2 separate regions of the Homo sapiens genome follow, and region 1 is linked to region 2. The links are chromatin contacts, found by Hi-C in ENCODE. All regions are on one chromosome and are shown on one strand. The core of a region is the stretch at or near the end of the contact, and the rest is flanking DNA. Distances in the headings are between cores, read along the strand shown. Region 1 has its middle 54 kb from the start of B3GNT2. Region 2 overlaps PUS10 (pseudouridine synthase 10).

Region 1 (6,419 bases), core at 2,395-4,894, 1.2 Mb before region 2:
GGTTGGAATTTGATCTTATTGCTACAAAGAGTCTGTTTTGTCGGTCTTAAAATCTCTGTTTTAATGTTAATGCTGGTCAGTTGGGTCTAAACTCCAAAAAGAGAAGGGTATATAATGAGACCTTCCCCCTCTCTTCCTGTCATGGCCTGAACTTCTAACCACCCCTCTTCCTGTCATGGCCTGAACTTTTTCAGGTTTTTTTTGGGATCCCCTTGGCTGAGGGGGTACATTCAGTTGGTTGGGGAGATTAGAATTTTGTTTTTGGTTTATAATAGGAAACTCAAAAACAAAAACCTCCAGCCTATTCTAAATGGAACACTATGCAGCAGTTAAAATTAATAAACTAAATTTATATAAACTGTTGGGAGAAAAAACTTCTCTACCAATTTAGGTCCAATTGGTCGGTGGCCTGTGAATCAACTGACAATACACAGATTAACAGGAGAAAAACGTACTACATATGCGAAGGTACCCTAAAGAGAGTAGCTCCCAGAATAGCTGGGGGGGAAAAAATCACACAGCCATAAAAGAGAATAAAATCGTATCCTTTGCAGCGACATGGATGCAGCTGGAGGCCATTATCCTAAGCAAATTAATGCAAGAACAGAAAACCAAATACCACATGTTACAAGTGGGAGCTAAACTGTGGATTCTTATAGACATAAAGACGGCAATAATAGCTACTAGGGACTACTGGGGTTGAAAGACTAACTACTGGGTACTATGTTCACTACCCGGGTGACAGAATCATTCATATGCCAAATGTCAGCATCACACAATATACCTAAAGTATCAAACATGCACATGGACCCCTAAATCTATGAACACAATTAATGGCTAAACTTCTAGGTGCAAAACTAGGGATGGCATTTGGGCTGTAAAGAATGGCACAGGCTGTGGTTACCCCAGTAACCACTTTCTTCCAGGACTCACTCAAGGCAATAGGGACTTGCTTGGTCTTGCCCCTTCTGTTATGGTTCCAGGGGTGGTTGCCCAAAGGTGATGCAAGTTGATTCTCCCAGGGATGGGTCCCCAGTGAGAGCTCTCAAGCTATTCAGGGACCTTCAGAGCCAAATTCCCCTAGCATTTTGTTCAACTCTTCCCCATGTGTACAGGGACAAGGAAGGGTTTTGCATTATCCTTTCCCATTTGTTGAAATTACATCTATAAGAACTGATGAAGAGAAGGGTCAGTTTTTTCCACCTGTCTCAGGGAACTGGGTGGGCCTGATAACTCTCCCACTACATGCTCCTGGCCCCAGATTATCTGGTTACTTATTTTTAAACTTCCTGATATTAGGGGAAAAGATTTTTCCCTAAATTCCCTATAAGTGATATTTGAAGCGGTGGTACGCCACCCAGCAAATGGCTGTATCCAGTTTTAATGGTTCATAAAGTAACTTATGAAGTGACTTGTTTTCTTTCAATTCAAAGGAAGTCTGGGGAAAGGCACCATTCATTCATTCAAGATGGGGTCTCAATATGTTGCCCAGGATGGTCTTGAACTCCTGGGCTCAAGGATCCTCCTGCCTCAGCCTCCTGAGTAGCTAGGATTACAAATGTGGCAGTTTGAAAGGCACTTTCTTGGTCTATGTGGTCCGCCTGTACCCAGATGATTTGGAGCCTCACCTTTAGTCCCACCCTGGCCAGCCAAACCAGGGTCAGCCTGGGGCTCCAGGAAAAAATGAAATGTTACATGGCCTTACTTGCCTTTTTCTGCTATTCATAGGCTGATATTGGTTGATAGTAAATATAAACCCACTGGGCAAGTTCATTTTTGCACAGAGTGACAACCGTCACTGAACTCTGTTTTAAGGGAGGGATTTTGGTGGGTTTTTTTTTTTGAGACAAGGTCACCCAGGCTGGAGTGCAGTGGCATGATCTCGGCTCACTGCAGCCTTGACCTCCTGGGCTCGATTGATCTTCCCACCTCAGCTCCCCAAGTAGCTGGGACTACAGGCGTGCACCATCACGCCTCGCTAATTTTTTGTAGAGACAGGATTTTGCCATGTTGTCCAGACTGGTCTTGAACTCCTGAGCTCAAACAATTCACCCACTTCAGCCTCCCAAAGTGCTGGAATTACAGGCATGGGAGGGATTTTTTTTTTCTTTAAATTGAGATGAGGTCTCACCATCATGCCCAGGATGGTCTTGAACTCCTGGGCTCAAGTAATCCTCCCATCTCAGCCTCCTGAGTAGCTGGAACTACAGCTGTGTGCACCACACCCAGCTAATTGTTCAACATTTTTGTAGAGACAGGGTCTTGCTATGTTGCCCAGGCTGGTTTCTAACTCCGGGGCTCAAGTGGTCCTCCTGCTTCAGCCTCCCAAAGTGCTGGGTTACAAGTGTGAGCCACTGTGCTGGGCCAGAATTTATTTATTTATTATTTTTAAAGAACCTTCATTTCCTCTGGCAATCTGCTTGGGGACATGCACATGAATCTCATGGGAGAACAAGAAAACGTTTCCTTTTTGTGTTCTCCACTTTCCCTTCCCTTTCCAGAATCTAGGCCCTGGTGATTCCCTTCAGGAGGCAGGAAAGCGATTCCTTGAAGAACAACAGCCGTCACCTTCCTTCCCAGTTGAGCCAGAAAGGCCCCACAGCTCTGCCACAGATGCTACAGAAAATGTTTCTGGCCTCAACTCCCCAGGGAGGGAGTAAGCCTTGGGGTTAGTTCAGTTGCACAGTTCCACGTCTGTTAGCAGCCACTGGTTCTCTTACTCCAGCTATGTTTAGCTTTGTTTGACTATCTTCCATGGGAACACAACTGCATTAGTGTTCCTTTTCTCAGTTCTCCATTTCAAAAATTTTTATTTATTTATTTAATTTCTGAGAGGGGGTCTTGCTCTGTCACCTAGGATGGAGTGCAGTGGCACAAACACAGCCTCACTGCAGACTCGACCTCCAAGTTCAGCCTCCTGAGTAGTTGGGATCACAGGCATGCACCACCATGCCTGGCTAATTTTTTTATTAGTAGTAGAGACAGGGTCTCCCTATGTTGCCCAGGCTGGCCTTGAACTCCTGAGTTCAAGCAATCCGCCCGCCTCAGCCTCCCAAAGTGCTTGGATTATAGGCGTGAGCCACCGTGCCCCGGTATCGGTTCTCCATTTATAACAACTTGTCACCAAGAACCCGAGACCCAAGCTTGGGTCAATGGTTGTCCAGCTAGGATGAGAATAATGTGCTGGCTATCTGGGTACTGTGGACAGCCTGGAAGCCCCATGTGGCAGCCAACTTACTCATTTTGCACACTGCACCCAGAGAAGGGTGGCACTGAGTGGAAAGTGAGGCCAAGGTCATCACAAACAGCATCAGGCTCTACAAAGAGTGACAGCAACCTGAAGCACAGAGACAGGTCTAACATGGATGCAGGATGTAAGTGACGTTGGACCTAGTCTTAGGTCACATCTGCATACAAAAATCCTCACTACAGGAACTGTCATTATTTAAACACATGAGCAAGGACACAGATTTTTGAAATAAGCACTTATTCTTTTGAAGGGTCTAAAAGGTAGAATGTAGAGATGGAAGACAGTAGACCTGAAATTCCTTCCTGACCACGGCCTTGTACAAATCTTCTGCCCTGTCTGTCCAGATGTTTCCTCATTTTTGACCAGATGCTAAAGCCTCCAAATCAGTCATTCTGAGATCCATGCCAATTCTTAGCCATGATTCTAAAAATAGCCAGAATAGAAATAATATACAATCCTCATATTTATGCTTACTTCTTTAATACAAAAACAGTGTAATAACAGCATGAAGGAAATAATTTAATGATTTTAATTTTTCAGCCTAAAATTATTTTAAACTAATGGTTTCACCTTGTTCCACTTGAGTAATCAAATTCATATTTTCCCCCTTGCCATCTCTCCCCCACCTGCATCCTGTGAATCAACAGAAGTTAAAACCCTAACACCAGTGGGAAACAGAAACTAGCCAAGAGCATGTAAAACAGAAACAAGACAGGCGTGGTGGTGCTGAGGTGGGAAGATCACTTGAGCCCAGGAGTTCAGGCTGCAGTGAATAATGGTTGCACCATTGCACTCTAGCTTGGGGGACAGCGTGAGACCCTGTCTCTATATTAAATTTTAAAATATAATAAAAGAGAAAGAAAATGCCTAATTACAGTTCTTGGTGAATAAATGATGTAAATGCCCATATTTTACTACCTGCTCACGTATAGCGTTAGTATTGTAATCAGATAGTTTATGTACCAAACTTGTAAGTTATGCCAGTTGGGACCATTTATCTAACAGGAAGCAGGCCCAGGCAGGTTCCTTTGCAACAAAGGATGGTTCAATGTTGCATACAGTTGAGTTGCCATGAGAGACAATTATGGCCATCCCCAAATAAGGAAAACTTGATTGCACTTAGATAAAAATTGCGATTTTTCAAATTTTGAGGTCAAAACCTGTATACTCTACAACTAGAGGTAAGCTTAAGCTAATTATGTTCTATTTGAGTCTTCCCTTCTGCTGACTAAATCACCATTTAAAATATTTGTAAACCTTGGTTGTAAAGTTGGACACCTAAGAATTCAAAATAGCAATTGTCCCACAAAGCCCCATCCCTTCCAGTATTGTGTTCTTTTAGGAAAGTATTCAATTATCTCTCAGCTGATCCTAAGATTCCTTCTATATCTTGTCCCTTTCATTTGTTTAGATATTTACTATACACTTTGAGGCTGGGTGCAGCGGCTCATGCCTGTCATCCCAGCACTTTGGGAGGCCGAGGTGGGTGGATCACCGAAGGTCAGGAGTTTGAGACCAGCCTGGCCAACATGGTGAAACCACGTCTCTACTAAAAATATAAAAATTAGCTGGGTGCGGTGGCGCATGCCTGTAATCCCAGCTACTCGGGAGGCTGACACAGGAGAATCGCTTGAACCTGGGAGGCAGAGGTTGCAGTGAGCAGAGATTGCACCACTGCACTCCACCCTGGGCGACAGAGTGAGACTCCTTCTCAAAAATAAATAAATAAATAAAAGGCTGGGCATGGTGGCTCACACCTGTAATCCCAGCACTTTGGGAGGCCGAGGCGGATGGATCATGAGGTCAGGAGTTCAAGACTAGCCTGGCCAAGATGGTGAAACTCCGTCTCTACTAAAAGTAAAAAAAAAATTAGCTGGGTGCGGTGGCAGGTGCCTGTGATCCCAGGTACTCAGGAGGCTGAGGCAGGAGAATCGCTTGAACTCAAAGGGCGGAGGTTGCAGTGAGCCAAGATCGCGCCACTGCACTCCAGCCTGGGTGACAGAGTGAGACTCCATTTCAATAAATAAATTAAAAAGAAAAAAAAACATACAAAAAGATACTTACTGTACACTTCAGAAAACAGTATTTTCTAACATCGGTTTAGCATTTATTTCCCTTTAATTTCTATTTATATTATTTTCTAAATGTTCACTCAGGTGTAAAAAAATAACTTCAACAATTAATAGTTTGACATGATGTCAGCTATTTAAGATACTCAACATCATCCTCTGCTTTTCACCACCTTCTTGCATTTGGGGGTGAAGAGTTAAACTACTTTTTTTTAATGCTGGAACTCTTTTTGAATCATTATTAAAATAAGACTGGGGGAAGAGAGGTTATATAAAGGAAATAAAGAGTCTATAATGGAATTTAGGCTTTTGCTGTTACAGCTGAGAAGAACTAGAGCTTCCAAGGAAAGCCTGACCTAAGAATAAGGCCAAATCTTTTGCTTCGTATCAACACAACGCTACCAAAATCTGGAGTTATTTTCTGACTTTATTCTGAAAGCTAACTTTTAGCTTGGCTGGACTGTTTTTTTCTTTTCTTCTCTCATCTTTCTCTCTCTCTCATCTCTCTCTCTCTCTCTCTCTCTCTCCTTTTCTTTCTTTTTTAGAGATGGGCTCTTGCTGTTGTTGCCTGAAGCCCCAAACTCCTGGGCTCAAGGCATCCTCCTTCCTCAGCCTCCTGAGCAGCTTGGACTTGAGGCCTGTGCTACCACACCTGGCTAACGGGCAGGAATCTTTCTAAACAGACTGAATTTAGAGTGCTTATTGCTCAAGCAGGGATAATTTCTACAAGGTCCAGTTCAGGCTGAGATTTTTATTTTGTCCCTAATTTCCTGAAATCAAAACAAGTGGTTTTAATCTAGGATCGCACAGGTAGAAAACCTAGTGGGGTCTCTGGGAACTTTATACCTGTTTTCTCCTTCCCTGGTCCTTTCTCCATGCTTTTATTGTTACCAGGGAGATGTCCTGGTTTAATGTAAGTGTCCCTTACAAAACTTTCTAAGAACTTACTCCCAGAAAATACAAAAAATGATGATAGCCAATTAGGCAAGAGAGGGGGTAATTTAGTCTTATACTTTCTCAGAGGGAATACAAATTAATACAGCCTTCCTGGAGAGGAATTTGGCAATGTTTATCAAAGTTAAAAACTGTGTACTAGGCCG
Region 2 (5,947 bases), core at 1,973-4,472:
TCCAGCCATCGCACACAGCAGGCACGCTGGCTGCAGTGGGGCAGGCAGCTCCACGCGCAGTCATGGCTCCCTGTGAAGCTGAGGCTGGACCAGAAATACCATAAACAGCTTCCACAGCTGACCCCGGGGAATATGGTGGCACCTGGAAATTTGGAGACGCTAGAAACCGCAGAGCCCTAAAGAGGGTGTCACGCCCTGGCTCAGGGAGCTCCTAGGTCTGGGTTCCCGGCCACAGCTCTTCTCTTCCTCTCTCTTCTCTCCTTCTCGTCCCCCGTGGTGAGCAAGGGGCGTGTTTCAGCCCTGTTTGTTTTACAGCTCTTTTAGCCCCACCATTTGTCAGGTCCTGAGTTCTTGTCTTGCGTCCAGGAAGAATGAGGTATGCAAACAAGTGGAGGATGAGCAAGATGAAAAGGAGCTTTATGGGCGTGGTGGCACGCGCCTGTAGTCCCAGCTACTTGAGAGGCTGAGGCAGGAGAAACACTTGAACTCGGGAGGCGGAGGTTGCAGTGAGCTGGTATCGCACCACTGCACTCCAGCCTGGTGACAGAGCAAGACTCCATCTCCAAAAAAAAAAAAAAAAAAAAAAGGAGCTTTATCAAGTGGTAGAACAGTTCAGAGAAGACCCACAGTGGGTAGGGTAGCTCCTCTGCATAGCCAGGGTGTCCCGATAAGTGTTCAGCTCTCAGCAGAGAGAGTAGCTCCTCTGTGCAGGCAGGTCGTCCTGTCATTCTTCAGCTCTCAGCAGAGAGGGTAGCTCTTCTCTGCAGGCAGGTCGTCTGTCATTTCTTCAGCTCTGAGCAGAGAGGAAAGCTCCTCTCTGCAGGCAGGTCGTCCTATCGTTTCTTCAGCTCTCAGCAGAGAGACTCTGGGGTGGATAGCTCCTCTCTGCTGTTGGTTGTCCCCTCATCTCTTTGGGTCTGGCTGAGTCCAGGGCTTTATATGGGCCTCAGAGGGGAGGAAGTGTGTGCCAATTGGTCCATGGGCAGCCATGGGTGGGCCTGGAAAAAGGACCACAAGTTCCTACTCCTGTCCCGGGGACTGGCAGCCCAGCCCCCAGGCTTCAGGCCCTCCCTGGCTTGAAGGTGGGGCTTCACTGTGGACCTGCCGCTTTCTGCCCAGGAACCTCTCTGCCTCCTGCTGCTGTTCATGGCGCCCTGGCTGTTCTTGCCAAGGGGCGCCTGCAGGCCAGCACCAAACTGCCCTCAGCCCCTCCTTGGCCTCCCTCCCGTACTTGTTGGTGCCCAAAGTCTACAGGGGGCTGAGGCAGCATGGGGCTGGCGTGTCAGCACTGCCATGAGTGTGCACACACCTGGCTGGGCTGCGACAGTGCCCAGGCTCGGCTCCAACCCTTCTCCGAGATTGGTGCAGGCACTGGGAGCAGGGAGAGGTCAGGGAGCGGGAGCAGACCCCTCCAGGCCTGTGGGGACAACGGGGGGGCCTTCCCGGGTCCCTGAAAGTGCAGAGATGCTTAGGTCCACAGCCGCAAGTTGGGTGAGACTCCAGGGACTGCCTGCCTCTTTGCGTTTTCCCCACAGCAGAGGCCGCCCCAGCCAACCCCGTGCAAATTAACCCGACACTTTCAGGGCTGGCCCCACGAGTCCCGGCTGTGCCTTTGGCCGGGTGCTTGTGGACCCCTGAGATGGTGATGGGGAGCGAGGTTGAGGCCGGGACGGAGGCTTTGGGCCTGAGAACAGGTCCTGGCCGGCCATGCGAGAGCAGAGGTGGCACAGTTGGCTGCCTCGGGGATGTGGAGCACAGGGGTCCCACCGCCGCCACTGCTGCTCCCACAACCCCTCCTGCCGCCACCGCCCACACCTCCCGGCTGCAGCAGGCTTGATGGCAGCAGCTACTCCGGACGGTCCACACTGCCATCACTGGAAACAGGTTGTGCCCAGTTAGCGGTTAATTTATTCTACTTGGCTGACGTCTGAAAGAATTAATGCAGCTAATCTTTCCAAGTGATCATCAGTCTTTAGGAGTCCATAGAGTACCCTACTGGTCATCCGAAGGAAGTCCTGTTAGTTTAGAAGGACAGGTCTACATACGAACCACAGCATATCCATAAATTAAGCCGTGTCTTGAAGTGGATGTGAATGATAATCGTTGGCCTTTTTTTGTGACACGTAGAAGCAGACTACATGTGGTATTTATTGACTTATACAATGTTTCCGTCATGTTTACAAAATGCTGTGTGCTGTGGGGGACATATCGTTACCTTTCTTTAAGGTGAAAGCTGTGGGAGTCTAACAGGAAACAGAAATCTCAGTGTCAGTCACTTACTATGCAAAGCATTTGGCATACATTTCTTTTTTTTCTTTTTTTTTTCTTGAAACGGTGTCTCGCTCTGTCGCCCAGGCTGGAGGGCAGTGGCGCGATCTCGGCTCACTGCAAGCTCCGCCTCCCGGGTTCACGCCATTATCCTGCCTCAGCCTCTCAAGTAGCTGGGACTACGGGCGCCCGCCTCCACGCCCGGCTAATTTTTTTGTACTTTTTTTTTCAGTAGAGACGGGGTTTCACCGTGTTAGCCAGGATGGTCTCGATCTCCTGACGTCGTGATCCGCCCACCTCGGCCTCCCAAAGTGCTGGGATTACAGGCGTGAGCCAGCGCGCCTGGCCCAGATTAAATGCGGGCTGGGCGCGGTGGCTCACGCCTGTAATCCCAGCACTTTGGGAGGCCGAGGTGGGCGGATCACTTGATGTCAGGAGTTCGAGACCAGCCTGGCCAACATGGTGAAAACCCGTCTCTACTAAAAACACAAGTTAGCCGAGTGTGGTGGCAGGCATTTGTAATACCAGCTACTCAGAAGACTGAGGCAGAAGAATATCTTGAACCTAGGAAGCAGAGGTTGCAGTGAGCTGAGATCCTGCCAGTACACTCCAGCTTGGGTGACAGAGCGAGACTCCGTCTCAAAAAAAAAAAAAAAAAAAAAAAGAGAAGAAAGAAAGAAAAAGAAACACTCATACCTCATTAATGAGAAATAGAAATCTGTAAGGAGGAGGGGGATACCCCGGCTGAATTCCTAGGCCACAGTAAACCACCATTGCAAAATAAAATCTTACCTCATTTTTGATTTTAAATGAGACTGAGGTCACTGGTAAATTTTTGAATACTAACTCGTCACCTAAAAAGGGGAGTTTGATTAGCAAATAGTTAAGCACTTCAGTAATGATATTGAGACTTAATTTCACTGAACATGTTTCCCCCTTTTCTCTTTCTGGGTGTGACTAAATTGCCTACAGCATGCTGCATGGTTGCTGGTAAAACAGGAAATGGGGTAAGTAATTTAGGTAGGGAATTTTTACTACCATTCAAATACAAGCTACCTGGTTCTTAAAGCACTTTTACTACTACAATCTCTATTTTTATAGTGCATTCACTAGCTACTAGAGAAATTAGCACAAAGAACCAATTTTTATTCTATACATTTAGGGTATCAATCTTGTTTCATTAGTTTATTTGCATAGCATATTAGTAGTTTATTAAAGCAGGTTCATTTTTTGTGTGTTTTAATATGAATGTAAATACATGTTTTATATGCATTAGGCACTTATGTAATGTAGTTTGGGCAGTTATTTTTTAAAAATAAATTTTATTTATTATTATTATTTTTTTTTTTTGAGGTGGAGTCTTGTTCTGTCACCCAGGCTGGAGTGCAGTGGTGTGATCTCAGCTCACTGCAACCTCCACCTCGCTGGTTCAAGCGATTCTCCTGCCTCAGCCTCCCAAGTAACTGGGATTACAGGAGCCTGCCACCATGCCTGGCTAATTTTTGTATTTTTAGTAGAGATGGGGTTTCACCATGTTGTCCAGGCTGGTCTTGAACTCCTGATCTCAGGTGATTCACCCGCCTCGGCCTCCCAAAGTGGTGGGATTACAGGCACGAGCCACAGCATGCAGCCTAAAAATAAATTTTATATTGGTCTTAGAAACTAAACTATAAAACTATGTCATAAAAGATAAAAAGTAAATAACTGGTGGAACAACAGTGAGTTTACACATAGGTAAGACATAGAAAACATAGATTCACAATCCTTTATCTGAAACACTTGGAGGCCAAAAGTGTTTTGAAATATAAAATTTTTGGATTTTTAAAATGTGATATGATGTTAGAGATCATGTATATCATTTCCGTCCCCTCCCCCGCCCAGGCTCTGGGGTGGTACTACATAATCAAACATATTAATATTTCTGCAACAAAACATATGAATATTCATAGTAAGTTTGATAAAGTCTCTAAATCGCCTCCTTCAAATCAGGATTTGATTCCCAACTGAATTTAAAAATTTTTTTTAATTCTCCAGAATATTTTGGCATTTGAAACTAAAACATACCAGTAAAAAAAAGGGCCATATGACTGTTGGCAGTACCTATGTACTCTGGAGAGAAAAATCCAGGAAGAAGCATAAATTTCTGTTTTAGAATCTCATACTTGGTTAAGTGACTTATAGAAAAATAATTAATTTGGCTTTTTTGTTTGTTTTGTGTTATATATCTGCATTTTCAAAAGGGTAATAACTACATAAGGTTTGGGGGTTTCGTTAGATCTTATTAAATTAGTCTCAAATGGTTTAGATTCTGGTGTAATAAAACTTGATCCTATGTTTTTAGAAATTTGCTAGCATAGTCAGAGCATGCTTTTTTCTAAATGTTTTCAATTTATATCTATGTTGCTAATGAGTTACTGTTTTTATTTCGGGTTTTGTTTTTTTTTTTAAACGTAGTTTCACCCCTGTTGCCCAGGCAGTGGTGCAATCTCGGCTAATTGCAACCTCTGCCTCCCAGGTTCAAGTGATTCTCCTGCCTCAGCCTCCCAACTAGCTTGGGATTACAGGCATGCACCACCATGCCTGGTTAATTTTTTTTGTATTTTTAGTAGACACAGGGTTTCACCATGTTGGCCACGCTGGTCTCTTAACTCCTGACCTCAGGTGATCCACATGCCTCGGCCTCCCAAAGTGCTGGGATTACAGGCATGAGCCACTGCTCCCGGCTTTTTATTTCTTATCAAAGGATTTTAAACTAAGTTTAGTTCTTCCAAAAGATTCTGACTGATATAGGGATAATGGAACAGAAAAAAACACAGGTCATTGTTCTTTTCCCTCAGTGTCCCTAGTTCATTCTGGGTTGAAAAGATTGTGGAGGAATTGCTGTTAAAGAATTGATTTAGGGAACTTACAAAAAAAATTAATTGCCTTGCATACTCTGGTTCATCTTTTCTTTAGAATGGTTGTTGTGTTGTATCTACAGCAAAAGTGATTGCAACTGACACCCTCATAAGCACTTATCTGACAGAGAAGAGAAAGAGAAGTGTAGTTACTAAGTATGAAATGGGGACTGAATTTACTTTAATGAGTACTAGTCCCTCTAAAGGACAATCAGGTATATGCTAGGGACCTCTGTGAAGATATTTAGCCCAAATTGTATTAGGAAACTTATTAGCTGCATTTAACTTTCAGGATTGGAAATCTGGCATTTTAAGTAGTATATTTGCTTTATATATAAGGATGAGGTTTCCAAGCTGTCTGTTAACCTTTTCCTCTGGCTCTATAATCTGGAGGGAAAAAATACCTATGGTTGAAGTTTTTAAACTGGACTCAAATGCACTAAATATATTTCAAAGACTGTGAAGGATTTAAAACACTGGTTTTCTTAAATAATGTTTTAACTCATTTTTGGGATTCGCTTTTGTAACAACCCTTTGGACTTTCCAGAATGTAAACAGTTTTAAAAATTGTTTCCATTCTTGTGTTTTCTGTTTCAACGTTTATTCTTTAAAATGTATTTTCATATATTATTTACTTTCAACTGTGATGCTATTTTGTGCAAATATTAAATAGTTGAACTGTTGACACAGTATCAGGATAGTCTTTTAAAATACCTAAAATCTTTCTAATATTCAGAGAATTAGGAACAGTTTATGAAGCTCACACAGTATTTGAATAAGTT

Evidence for each region. Hi-C counts contacts between places; a loop is a spot of excess contacts on that map. Pooled maps may share reads with other maps.
Region 1: a map with no recorded cell type shows a loop between it and region 2 (5-fold over the local background). The contact joins two enhancer-like sites. A Hi-C loop is called at or near these places in 2 of 37 single-sample maps with no recorded cell type and 2 of 50 pooled maps.

What each region holds. Positions count from the first base shown.
Region 1 is chr2:62,138,481-62,144,899 of GRCh38, reverse strand. No RefSeq gene overlaps it. Among named protein-coding and RNA genes, the nearest start is that of B3GNT2, 54 kb to the left of the region's middle. RefSeq lists an enhancer at 2,745-2,834. Within about 2 kb of position 3,644, at least 3 of the 41 ENCODE cell types and tissues checked have a DNase peak (open chromatin) inside an H3K27ac peak, as active enhancers do.
Region 2 is chr2:60,968,851-60,974,797 of GRCh38, reverse strand. PUS10 (pseudouridine synthase 10) reads left to right here. Exons shown (of 18, transcript NM_144709.4): 5 at 3,241-3,275. Among named protein-coding and RNA genes, the nearest start is that of PEX13, 46 kb to the left of the region's middle. Within about 2 kb of position 3,222, at least 4 of the 41 ENCODE cell types and tissues checked have a DNase peak (open chromatin) inside an H3K27ac peak, as active enhancers do.